Linked DNA regions of Homo sapiens: region 2 is linked to region 1. The links are chromatin loops, found by intact Hi-C in ENCODE. Cell type or tissue: heart right ventricle. All regions are shown on one strand. Links, peaks and the distances in the headings refer to the core of each region. The heading gives the core; the rest is flanking DNA. Region 1 has its middle 48 kb from the start of MIR4522. Region 2 holds the start of LINC03146 (long intergenic non-protein coding RNA 3146).

Region 1 (5,376 bases), core at 82-5,081:
TACCCCTAAACGGGTATACACGTATGTCAAGGTGAGAGAGGGGTAAAGATGGGGGATACAAAATGTATTTAAGTCATGGACCCTGCACCTGAGAAACTCACAACTTCTTGGGAAGGTTAAGTCAGCCCTACTCCATGAGTTAGAGTATTAAATGGCATGTGGGAACCTGAATGAGGTCACTCACTCAAGGCCACTCACAGCCACTCAGAGCCAGGATTCAAGCCCCAAAGAGATTGAATGGGCTTGTTCTATAAACCACCCACCTGCCATAAGTAAAAGGGACACCTTTCATAAGTGGTATCAAGACAGAATTCCTAACCCCCAGTCCCCAGGTATAGTTCGAATGCACATTATTGTAATCCCTCTATTGCAAAGTCCTGGTTCTTGGACTTTTAAAGCTGGGACATAGCTGAGTCTGGGGCTGGAAACCAGGACTGGCAGGTGCAATAAAAGTAATAGTCCATCAAGCTTTGTTGCTTGAACTATGGTTACCATAAGTAATTACAGGAAAAATAAACAAAAACACTCCATGAAGCTGAAGTAGTAAAATGAGACTCCAGCTTCGAGAACAGACACGGTATTAAAATTGGGGCATCTTTGGGTCTGGCATCTCCACCCAGGCCATTTGACATGTGAGAAAATCTCGAGAGGTGAAGTGACTTGCCTGAGGTCACTGGGTTGATTTTGACAAAATGAAGATCAATATGCCTGTTTCCTATTCTGAGTTAGTCACTGTCCACAGCACCGCCTTCCCCACCACCAAGGGGAAGAGAGGCTGCAGGACAAGGTGAGCGCACCCATGTCCTTCCTGAGATGAGGCCTGTGCACTCTTGAAGTATTCTCTGACTTCAAGGGAGAACCAGTGGGAACGTCAGGCTTGGAAGACCAAGTCAGGGACTCAATTACGGCCTCACTGTCATTGTTTCTAGCTACAAACTATAAACACCGACTGCCTGAATGGAGAAGAAAATGTATCAGAAGGTAAACAGGCAGCTCACAGAACCACCACAAGACCCTAAAACTAGGTTTAAAGCTGCACAGTCAGGGACAACACCCCCCGACGGAACCCAAACCCTATGTGCCGAGAAACCTCGATGTGTCCCCAGCCGGCTCAGCGGCCCCTGCTGTGCCAGGAATTCAGATGTGCTGCACTGCCGACCATCCACAGTGGACATTCTCGGGAGTCCTGGCCTCCCTCAGAACCCCCACGCTCCCCTAAGGTCTGGCACAGGCCCCTCTGGTTGGCCAGCCCTCGTCACATGCGCTGGCTGTAGTTGCAAAAGGGAGGCTGAGAAAGGGGAAACGGAACATTTCCGTTTCTCTAGTAGAAGGTGAGGACCTCCTCCCGATCCAATCATAAAGTAGGAGTCCCCCAAACATGAGAAAGGAGTTCAAATGCCCAGTGGCTCCAAAAAGAAGATAAATGTCCTCCACCTGTTGGAAGTGGGGCATAAAGAAGATGGATGAGTCCTAGAGGAGGAAGGGAGAGGAGACCCTCCACAGAGCAGGGGCAGCTGAGTCTGTTAAGTGAAATTTGACTTAGTGGTGCAGGAACATGACGCATGAGGCATAACTCCACTATCCCAATAGCACAGGGCTAGGGTTGCCAGATGAAAGTCACATGCTTGGGGAATTGCAACACAGGAAGAGAAATTGAGCAATGAAGAGAAATTGAGAAATGAAGTCTCCGTACATTAAAGAGGAAGGGAAGGCTAATCTCTTCCTACCCTGGTTAAGAAAGAATTTGAATGGAGAAGAGGAGGAAAGGAGGCTGATTTGCATTAAGCACCTACTATTTTTGAGCACCAGGCCCTGAAATGTGGCTGGCGTGATCTCCTTTAATGTGGAGAAACAGAAACAGTACAATCTTGATAATTTGGGGATTTGGGAAAAGACTCCTTTCCCGTATGTTTCTTCCGTTAGTGTTACAGCCTCCTGGCCTCTCCCCTTCCTGCAAGCCCCTCCTGGAAAGAGGAGGTGATTGTGAGCTGCAGAGGGCAGTGTAAGCCTGGCTCTGCCTGCCTCCTGCTTTCCCTTGGGTGGGGCCTCCCATCGGCAGCTGGCGAGCACAGCTGTCATGCAGCCAGCCCTGCAGTGAGGCCCGCATGTCTGAGTCCTGCCTATGACCAGGCAGGTGGGTCTAATTCTGGGTATGACATTAGGATGTTGGTTGTTGCCTGGTTCATCTAAGCCACACCCTCAATCCGGGCCTTTATCAGCAATGAGGGTGATACTGCAATCCATACCTATCTTACTCCTTTATGTCTCAATAGTTTAGAACTCACACTGAGGAAAAGGGATGCTCCTTACCAATCCCCCTTCTCAAATCTCACCAGTAATTTCTGATAGGATTAGCACAGCATTTGACAAATATTAAAGGATTCAATTTTTAATCATCCTAGGAAGCAGGGCTCTTAACTTGAGATTTGGGGATGGACTTCAGAGCATGGGACATTCATTTATTCATTATTTTTCTTTTCTTTTCTTTTCTTTTTTGAGACAGGGTCTTGCTCTGTTGCCCAGTCTGGAGTGCAGCAATGCAATGACAGCTCACTGCAGTGTTGACCTCTTGGGCTAAATTGATCCTCCCACCTCAGCCTCCTGAGTAGCTGGGACCACAGACATGCCACCATACTCACCCCCTCTACCATAAAGTCTGAGGGAAAATTACTTTCTCTCCAAGACATTCTTGCAGCTGAAAATGTTACATAACATAGTTGGCCAATGAAGTATAAGCCAAAGAATTCTGGGAGCTTCTGGAAAAATTTTGCTTCCTTGATTGGAGCTGTGATTCTTTTTTTTTTTTTTTTTTTTTTTTTTTTGAGACAGAGTTTTGCTCTATTGCCCAGGCTGCAGCGTCAGCTCACTGCAACCTCTGCCTCCCAGGTTCAAGGTATTCTCCCACCTCAGCCTCCTGAGTAGCTGGGATTACAGGTGCCCACCACCATACCCAGCTAATTTTTTGTATTTTTAGTAGAGACAATCTTTCACCATGTTGGCCAGGCTGGTCTCAAACTGCTGACCTCAGGTGATCCACCCACCTCAGCCTCCCAAAGTGCTGGGACCAGCCACTGTGCCTGGCCAATGTCATTAATTTCTTATGTGTCCTTTCAGAGATACTTTATTTGGACACAAGCAATTACAAATACAGTTGACCCTCTGTATCCACAGCCTCTGTATCTGCAAGTTCTGTGTTCATGGATTCACTCAATTGCAGATCAAAACATATTGAAAAAAACAATAAAAATAGTAGTACAATAGTAAAAAATACAAATACAAATAAATAATACAAATAAAAATAAAAATAGTAAAAAATAATACAAATAAAAATATCATAAGTAATCTAGAAATGATTTAAAGTATACAGTAGGATGTGCAAATACTATGCCATTTTATATAAGGGACTTGAGCATCTTTAGATACTGGTATCTGCAGGGGTCCTGGAACTAATGCCCTGTGAATATGGAGGGATGATGACTGTATATGTATCTTTTGCCTCCTTTTAGACAAATAGTAGAATACTATACACACTGTTCTGCATCTTGCTTTTTTTCACTTAAAAACACATCTTGGTGACAATTCCATATCAGTACTTAAAGCATGCCAAACTCTTTTTAGCATCAGCATACTATTCCACTGTGTGACTGGAGCATAATTAATTTAACCAATTCCCTACCATGGGATGTATATGTTATTTGGAATCTTTTTTAAAGGATAGAATCCAGCTCAAGAACTTCTAGCCATGCAAGTGACTCAAAGCTTTAATGCAGAGTAACTTTAGGCAAGTTGCTTAACCTCTCTGAGGTTAAGTGTTTCTTATCTTCCTTCCCACCACAATGGCTCCCCAGAGCCCATCACTGCCCTGGGGAAGTGCTTTTATATTTCCAGCCCCACACAGTAGCATCCACCTTCATCTGGGGAGTGGGGGTCGAGGAGGCAGGAATAGGAGGTTTCAACCAGAGGACAGGTCCCCAGTGTCTTGGCCAAGGGAGCCTGGTGGGGGGCTCTCTCTGGCTGCTTCTCACGCCCTTATGTTGTCACCCTCTGAAATATGCTGTTTGCCTTCCCTGACGCTGACCTAGTTGGCAAGGACTGCAGAACAATGTCAGGCCCAGGGCCTGGTGCATCCTGGGGATGTCACCGCAGAGCAAACATGAGTTTGCTGGCTGGGTGTCAACAGGAAGATACATTAAGGGCAAATAGGAGCGAGATCCCTGGCATGGAAACAAGAAGAAGGCTGGCTGCTGGCTCTGTGTGGGAGTTTGTTTATTTATTCTATAAAACAGCTTTATTGATATGTAATTCTCATACCATACAATTCAACCATTTAAAGTGGACAATCTAGTGGTTTTTGTGTATTCACAGAGCTGTGCAACCATCGTCACAAGGAATTTTAGAACATTTTCATCACCCAGAAAAGAAATGCCATGCCCCTTAGGCAATCACTCTCCCATGCCCGCCCTCTTTTCAGTCCTAGGCAGCCACTAATCTACTTTATGACTCTATAGATTTGCCTGTTCTGGACATTTCATACAAATTGAATCATATAATACATGGGTTTTTTTGACTGGCTTTTTTAACTTAAGCATAATGTTTCCAAGGCTTATCCATGTCGTAACACCAGTACTCACTTCTTTTCATCACCAAAGAATATTCCATTGTATGGATATACCACATTTTTGGCCATTTCGAATAATGCTGCTATGAACATTTCTGTGGACATGTGTTCCATTTCTCTTGGGTATATACCTAGGAGTGGAATTGCTGGTCATATCGTAACTCTGTGTTTAACCTTTGGAGGAACTGCCAGACTATTTTCCAAAGTGGCTGCACCATTTTATATTCCCACCAGCAAGGCAGGAAGGTCCCAATTTCTCTCATCCTCACCAACACTTGTTGTTCCCCCCCACCCCCCCGCAGCTAATCCTTTTATTTCATTTTTAAATTTTTTTATTTTAGATTGAGGGTACACATGTAGGTTTGTTACAAGGGTATATTGTGTGATGCTGGGGTTAGGATTTCTATTGATCCCATCACCCAGGTAGTGAACATAGTACCCAATAGGAAGTTTCTCAGCCCTTGCCCCACCTCCCTCTTTTTGGAGTCCCCAGTGTCTATTGCTCCTATCTTTATGTCTGATCAACGTTTGTTATATGTCAATTTGATGTAGCCATCCTAGCAGGTGCAAAATGGTATCTCATTGTGGTTTTGATTCGCATTTCCCTGAAGACTAATGATATTTAGCATCTTCTCATGTGATTATTGGAAATTTGTATATCTTCTTTGGAGAAATGTCTATTTTGGTCCTTTGGTCCTTTGCCCATTTATAATTGGATATTTGTCTTTTTTATTATTGATTGTAACAGTTCTTTTTAT
Region 2 (5,376 bases), core at 150-5,149, 87 kb after region 1:
CGGCCTCCCAAAGTGTTGGGATTACAGGCGTGAGCCACTGCACTTGGCCGCTTTCATACATTTTAGGAAGACAATACATCAATCAATACAGGCAAGGTTTACATTGGTTTGATCTGGAAGGGCAGGACAATTCAAAGTAGGGTGCAGCTTCCAGAGGTCAGATTTTAAAACTTTCTGATTGGCAATTGATTGAAAGAGTTATTATCGGTAGAAAGGAATGTCTGGGTTATGATAAGAGGTTGTGAAGACCTAGGTTTTGTCACACAGACGAAGCCTCCAAGTAGCAGGATTTAGGGAGAATAGACTGTATTGTTTCTTATCAGACCTAAGGTCCCCGTTGGTGTGAATGCTGGAGGGTATAATGAGGCATCTCCCACCCCCTCTTCCATCGTGGCCTGACTAGATTTTCAGGTAACCCTGGAATGCCTTTGGCCAAGAGGAGGGGTCCATTATTTTTGGTTTACAACAGTGAGAAGTGAGTTGGGGGAGAATTGGACTTTTGTTTGGGTTCTATTTTATACACATCTCTATTGTTTGGATATTCTGCAGCAAACATTACAAATTTTTTTAAATGCTGAAGTCAAATTGATGCCTTCAAGTCTATGAACGCTGTCATCCCAGCAAAGCACAGTGCACCTGCTTTCCCATGTGTTCTGGGCATGTCCTCACAAGTTGGGGTGAGACAGAGTTGATCCCTCTGCCACTCTGCCCACTCCTGCCAATGGCTGTGCTTCCTGGCAAGTCATTGGCTCTTCTGAGCCTCAGTGTGCCCACCCATAATGCAGGCAGAGGCATCTCAGAAGCTCCAGAGTCACTGGGAAATGGCACATGGGGTGGCAGGAAGGTGGGAGGGGGAGAGAACAAGAAGGCACTATGTTAGCAAAACTCAGCATGAGGGAGGGCCAGCTGCAGCCCAGCTCCTTGGCTGCAACCACAAGGGAGGGCAGGGAAAGAAGAGGAAGGAAAGAAAAAAGGAGAGGAGCCAGGCCTGGTGGTTCACTTTGGGAGGCTAAAGAGGGCAGATCACTTGAGGCTGGGAGTTCGAGACCAGCCTGGTCAACATGGTGAAACCCCATCTCTACTAAAAATACAAAAATTAGCAAGGCTTGGTGGTGTGCATCTGTAGTTCCACCTACTTAGGAGGCTGAGGCAGGAGGATCGCTTGAACCTGGGAGGTGGAGGCTGCAGTGAGCCAAGATTGTGCCACTGCACTCCAGCCTAAGCTACAGAGTGAGACTCCATCTGAAAAAAAAAAAAGAGAGAAAAGAAAAGAAAGAAGAGGAAGGGCTACTGCACTCTGGACTCAGTGCCCTCCTTGGTCTCACACCCTTGCTGACCTCCCTCCTGGCACATGAGGTCTTCATGCTGCTCAGGCCCATGGCTGACCTCCTCTCCTCTGGAGTGGTCCATCCCTACCAGATCTCCTCCTGTCCAGCTGAGCAGACCAGGCCTATACAGGCTGCTTCTGGCTCCACTGAGGCCCAGGAGCTTACACCTTTGGACCGGGTGTCAAAAGTGTCCTTCTTATTAGCAAAAAGAATTTTGGAGGGAAAAACAAATGACATCCTCAGACATCCTAGGGCAGAGTCAGAAGCAGAGAGGAGACTGAATGGGCTCGGGTGGGTGTGGAAGGTCACTGCAGGCCGCCATAGGACAGGCCTGGGCTCACAGGAGCAGGATGTGGGGAGGGGGATTGCCAGGCAGGGGTGGGGACCAAAGTGAAGGCCACCTGGTGGGAGCCAGTCAGAGGGGTGGGGCAGGGTTAGATCACAAGGGAATCCAATGCCAGGGGGCCAGGGGATGTTTTGCAATGTGGGCAACTGAACCTGAGATGTGACAAGACCAGTGATTTGGCGACCTGCCCAGGCAGGCCCAGCCCCCAGGGTATTGAGATGACACATTCTAAACTCAGGTGACCCGGGCCTTGGGAGTGCACTAGCAACTGGCTGTCAGTCACGGGGCTCTTCAGATATTTGTCACGTGAATGAGCCAGACAGTAAGTGGAGATGCCCTTCCTAGTCACCTACTGCCGGCGTTCACGCTGTGAACCAGCGAACTAGGCCACCGGCCTGACCCAGTTTTCCCTGTGGCCTGCCAAGCCAAGGAGAAGCAGACGCGGCCGGCGCAGGCGTCCAGGGTGACTCGGAGGCGTGGCTCTGCAGTCGCGGCTCTGCAGTCGCCTTGGAGCGGCTGCCCTTCCGACCCCGCCTGGGCTATGACTCATCTTCGGTGGAGGAGAAAGGGGCCTTTGTGAGCGCCCAGCTCCGGCGTCTCCTGGACAGCACCGCCCTCCGGTGGCCGCGAGTCAGGAGGGCTGGGGAAGCCGCCCGAGAGGCAGCGCCCGAGCTCCCCACGAGCTGCTGTGCCATTGGAAGCGCCAGCGCCCTCCCCTCGGAGTCCAGCCAAGTCGGGGGGAAGACTGGGAGAGAAATCGTCACCCCCTAGAGGGCAAGTGGGCTCAGCCCTAGGAAATGCTTGTTTCTCCAGCCCCTCCCAGACGCCCCGGGGAAACGGCATCCCAGAGCTCCGCTCCCTGGAGGCCCCTCCAGAGAGGGACCCGGGGCCCCGCCCCGCAGCTGGAGAAGGGGTGAATGCCTTTCCTACCTAACGCCTGGTCCGCGGCCCTGCTTGTTGCGTCTCCAAGACCACGTGTCTGCTGCATTTTAAAAATAGTTGTGAACATCTGACTTTCTCCTTTTGTGAGTTGCCTATTCATATCCTTGGTCTGCTTTTCTATTTTCTATTTTTTCTCTTGTTGACGTACAGAAGCACTTTAAAAATGTCAGTTCTGTCGAATGTGTTGCAAATATTTTTCTAAGCTTAGAATTTTACCTTCTGATTTTGTTTTTGGTGATATTTGATACACCACACGACATTTTGATGTGGGATGACCTTTTGATGTTTTTCTTTTTCTTTCTTTAGTTTTTTATTTTTGAGTCAGCGCCTCACTCTGTCACCCAGGCTGGAGTACAGTGGCGTGATCTTGGCTCCCTGCAGTCTCCGCCTCCCGGCTCAAGCCATCCTCCCACCTTAGCCTCCCTAGTAGCTGGAACCACAGGTGCACACCACTACGCCCGGCTAATTTTTGTATCTTTTGTAGAGAGGAGGTCTCGCTATGTTGCCCAGGCTGGTCTTGAACTCCTGGGCTCAAGCAACCTGCCTGCCTTGGGCCTCCCAAAGTGCTGGGATTACAGGCTTGAGCCACTACTCCCGGCCTTGATGTTTTCCTTTATTCTTTCTCCCTTTTGTTTTTTTTTAATTGTAAAACTGCTCCCATCTGAGTATCACACAGACATTTCAGATCTATATTTTTTCTTTTCTGCTCCTCTTCCCCCCTTCCCTTCCTCCATTTCCTCTTACTCCTTCATTTGGCTTTTAAACCCACCTGGGACTAATTTTGATATAAACTGGAAGATAAAGATCTAAACTTATTTTTTTCTGAATAGTCAACTTTTCATATGTCATTATTCAGGCTTTCTCTCTTGTTTGTTTGTTTGTTTGTTTTGAGACAGTCTTGCTTTTGTCTCCCAGGCTGGAGTGCAGTGGCACAATCTCTGCTCACTGCAACCTCGGCTTCTCAGGTTCAAGCGAGTCTCCTGGCTCAGCCTTCCCAGTAGCTGGGATTACAGGCGCGTGCCACCATGCCCGGGTAAGTTTTGCATTTTTAGTAGAGATGGGTTTTCGCCATGTTGACCAGGTTGGTCTTGAATTCCTGACATCAAATGATCCACCCGCCTCGCCCTCCCAAAGTGCTGGGATTACAGACGTGGGTCACCATGCCCAGCCCAGCCTTTCTCTTTTAGTAGAATATTTCCTCACTGGTTTGAAATATCACTTTGATTATAAACTAAATGCTCGGGCCTATTTCTGGCCAGGACCCTGACCTTATACATTAAGCCAAAGGATATGGACTTCTTAAAAAAATCATATTAGGCCGCTAATTATGGATTTAGGACATTTATTCACATTGTTTTAGGCTCCAACTAAAAGCAGGCTTGAATGAAGCAGCTGCACAGGAAAACTGGATAGGAAAGATTTCATTTAAAAGGACATAAACATTTTAAATTCTTTTTAAAAATTTATTATTATTTATTTTTAATAGAGACAGGGTCTGGCTTTGTTGCCCAGGCTGGCTTTGAACTCCTGGGCTCAAGCAGTCGTCTTGCCTCAGCTTCCTAAAGTGCTGGGATTACAGGCATGAGCCACCACACCTGGCCAACATTTTCTTTTCTTTTCTTTTTTTTAATTTTCTTTTTTTTATTTTATTATTATTATACTTTAAGTTTTAGGGTACATGTGCACAATGTGCAGGTTAGTTACATATGTATACATGTCTGGCCAACATTTTCAATTCTTATTATACAAAATGTCAAACCTTCCTCCAGAATGGACATAAATAGACTAATGCATATCCTCCCAGAAGCATATGAGAATGCCCTTTTCACTACACCGTTCTGAGGTTGAGTATTATTTGTAAAACTATGTCCTAGTTTGAAAGGAAAAATAGGATCTCATTGTTCTCTCATAATTTGCATTTCTTTAATGCTTGAGAGTGAATTTTTTCATGGTCATTTATAAAATACCTAGATATAAGCTTGACACAAAATGTGCATGTCCTATAAACAACAAAAACTTAACTAAGAGGTTTTAAATAAAGTTTACATACATGGAAAGGCATGTGATACTCGTGAATGGAAAGATGCCAGTTCTGGCCAAATTAATATATAAGTTTTGTGTGATTCTTTTTTTTAACACATTTTTTCTTATTTTTAAAAAAATTAGAGACAGCCTCTTGCTGTGTTGCCCAGGCTGAAGTGCAGTGGTGTGCTCATGGCTCACTGTAACCTCAAACTCCTGAGCTCCTGTGATCCTCCCACCTCAGCCTCCCAAGTAGCTAGGACTACAGGTGCATGCCACCACGCCCAGCTAATTTTTGTATTTTTAATTTTTTTTGTAGAGATGGTGTCTTGCTGTGTTGCCCAGGTTAGTCTCAAATTCTTTTTTTTTTTTTTTTTTGGAAAGAGTCTCACTCTGTCCCCCAGGCTGGAGTGCAGTGGTGCGATCTTGGCTCATTGCAACCTCCACATCCCTAGTTCAAGCAATTCTCACGCCTCAGCCTCCTGAGTAGCTGGGATTACAGATGTGCACCACCATGCCCAACAAATTTTTTGTTTTTTAGTAGAGACGGGATTTTCCCATGTTGTCCAGGCTGGTCTCAAACTCCTGAGCTCAGGCAATCTGCCCACCTCAGCCTCCCAAAGTGCTAGGATTACAGGCATGAGCTATTGTGCCCGGCCTGGTCTCAAACTCTTGTGCTCAAGCGATCCTCCCACCTCAGTCTCCCAAAATGCTGGGATTATAGGTGTGAGCAACTGC

Evidence for each region. Peaks named below come from ENCODE experiments on the same cell type or tissue, not always from the same donor. Only the 100,000 strongest peaks of a DNase experiment are listed, where the experiment ranks them.
Region 2: it touches region 1 in a loop (6-fold over the local background); 106 of 110 quality-filtered maps call a loop at or near these places.

The regions. Positions count from the first base shown.
Region 1 is chr17:27,243,441-27,248,816 of GRCh38, forward strand. No RefSeq gene overlaps it. Among named protein-coding and RNA genes, the nearest start is that of MIR4522, 48 kb to the right of the region's middle. In heart right ventricle, for the core only: a CTCF peak has its summit at 1,989 (motif pointing right); DNase peaks (open chromatin) are centred at 1,241, 1,591, 2,041 and 4,111; H3K4me3 peaks cover 1,119 bases; H3K27ac peaks cover 3,504 bases.
Region 2 is chr17:27,330,729-27,336,104 of GRCh38, forward strand. It overlaps LINC03146 (long intergenic non-protein coding RNA 3146), which reads left to right and starts at 1,767. Exons shown (of 3, transcript XR_007065677.1): 1 at 1,767-2,699; 2 at 3,532-3,649. RefSeq lists an enhancer at 1,818-2,367. In heart right ventricle, for the core only: CTCF peaks have their summits at 2,320 (motif pointing left) and 2,552 (motif pointing left); DNase peaks (open chromatin) are centred at 973, 1,153 and 2,263; H3K4me3 peaks cover 1,661 bases; H3K27ac peaks cover 2,906 bases.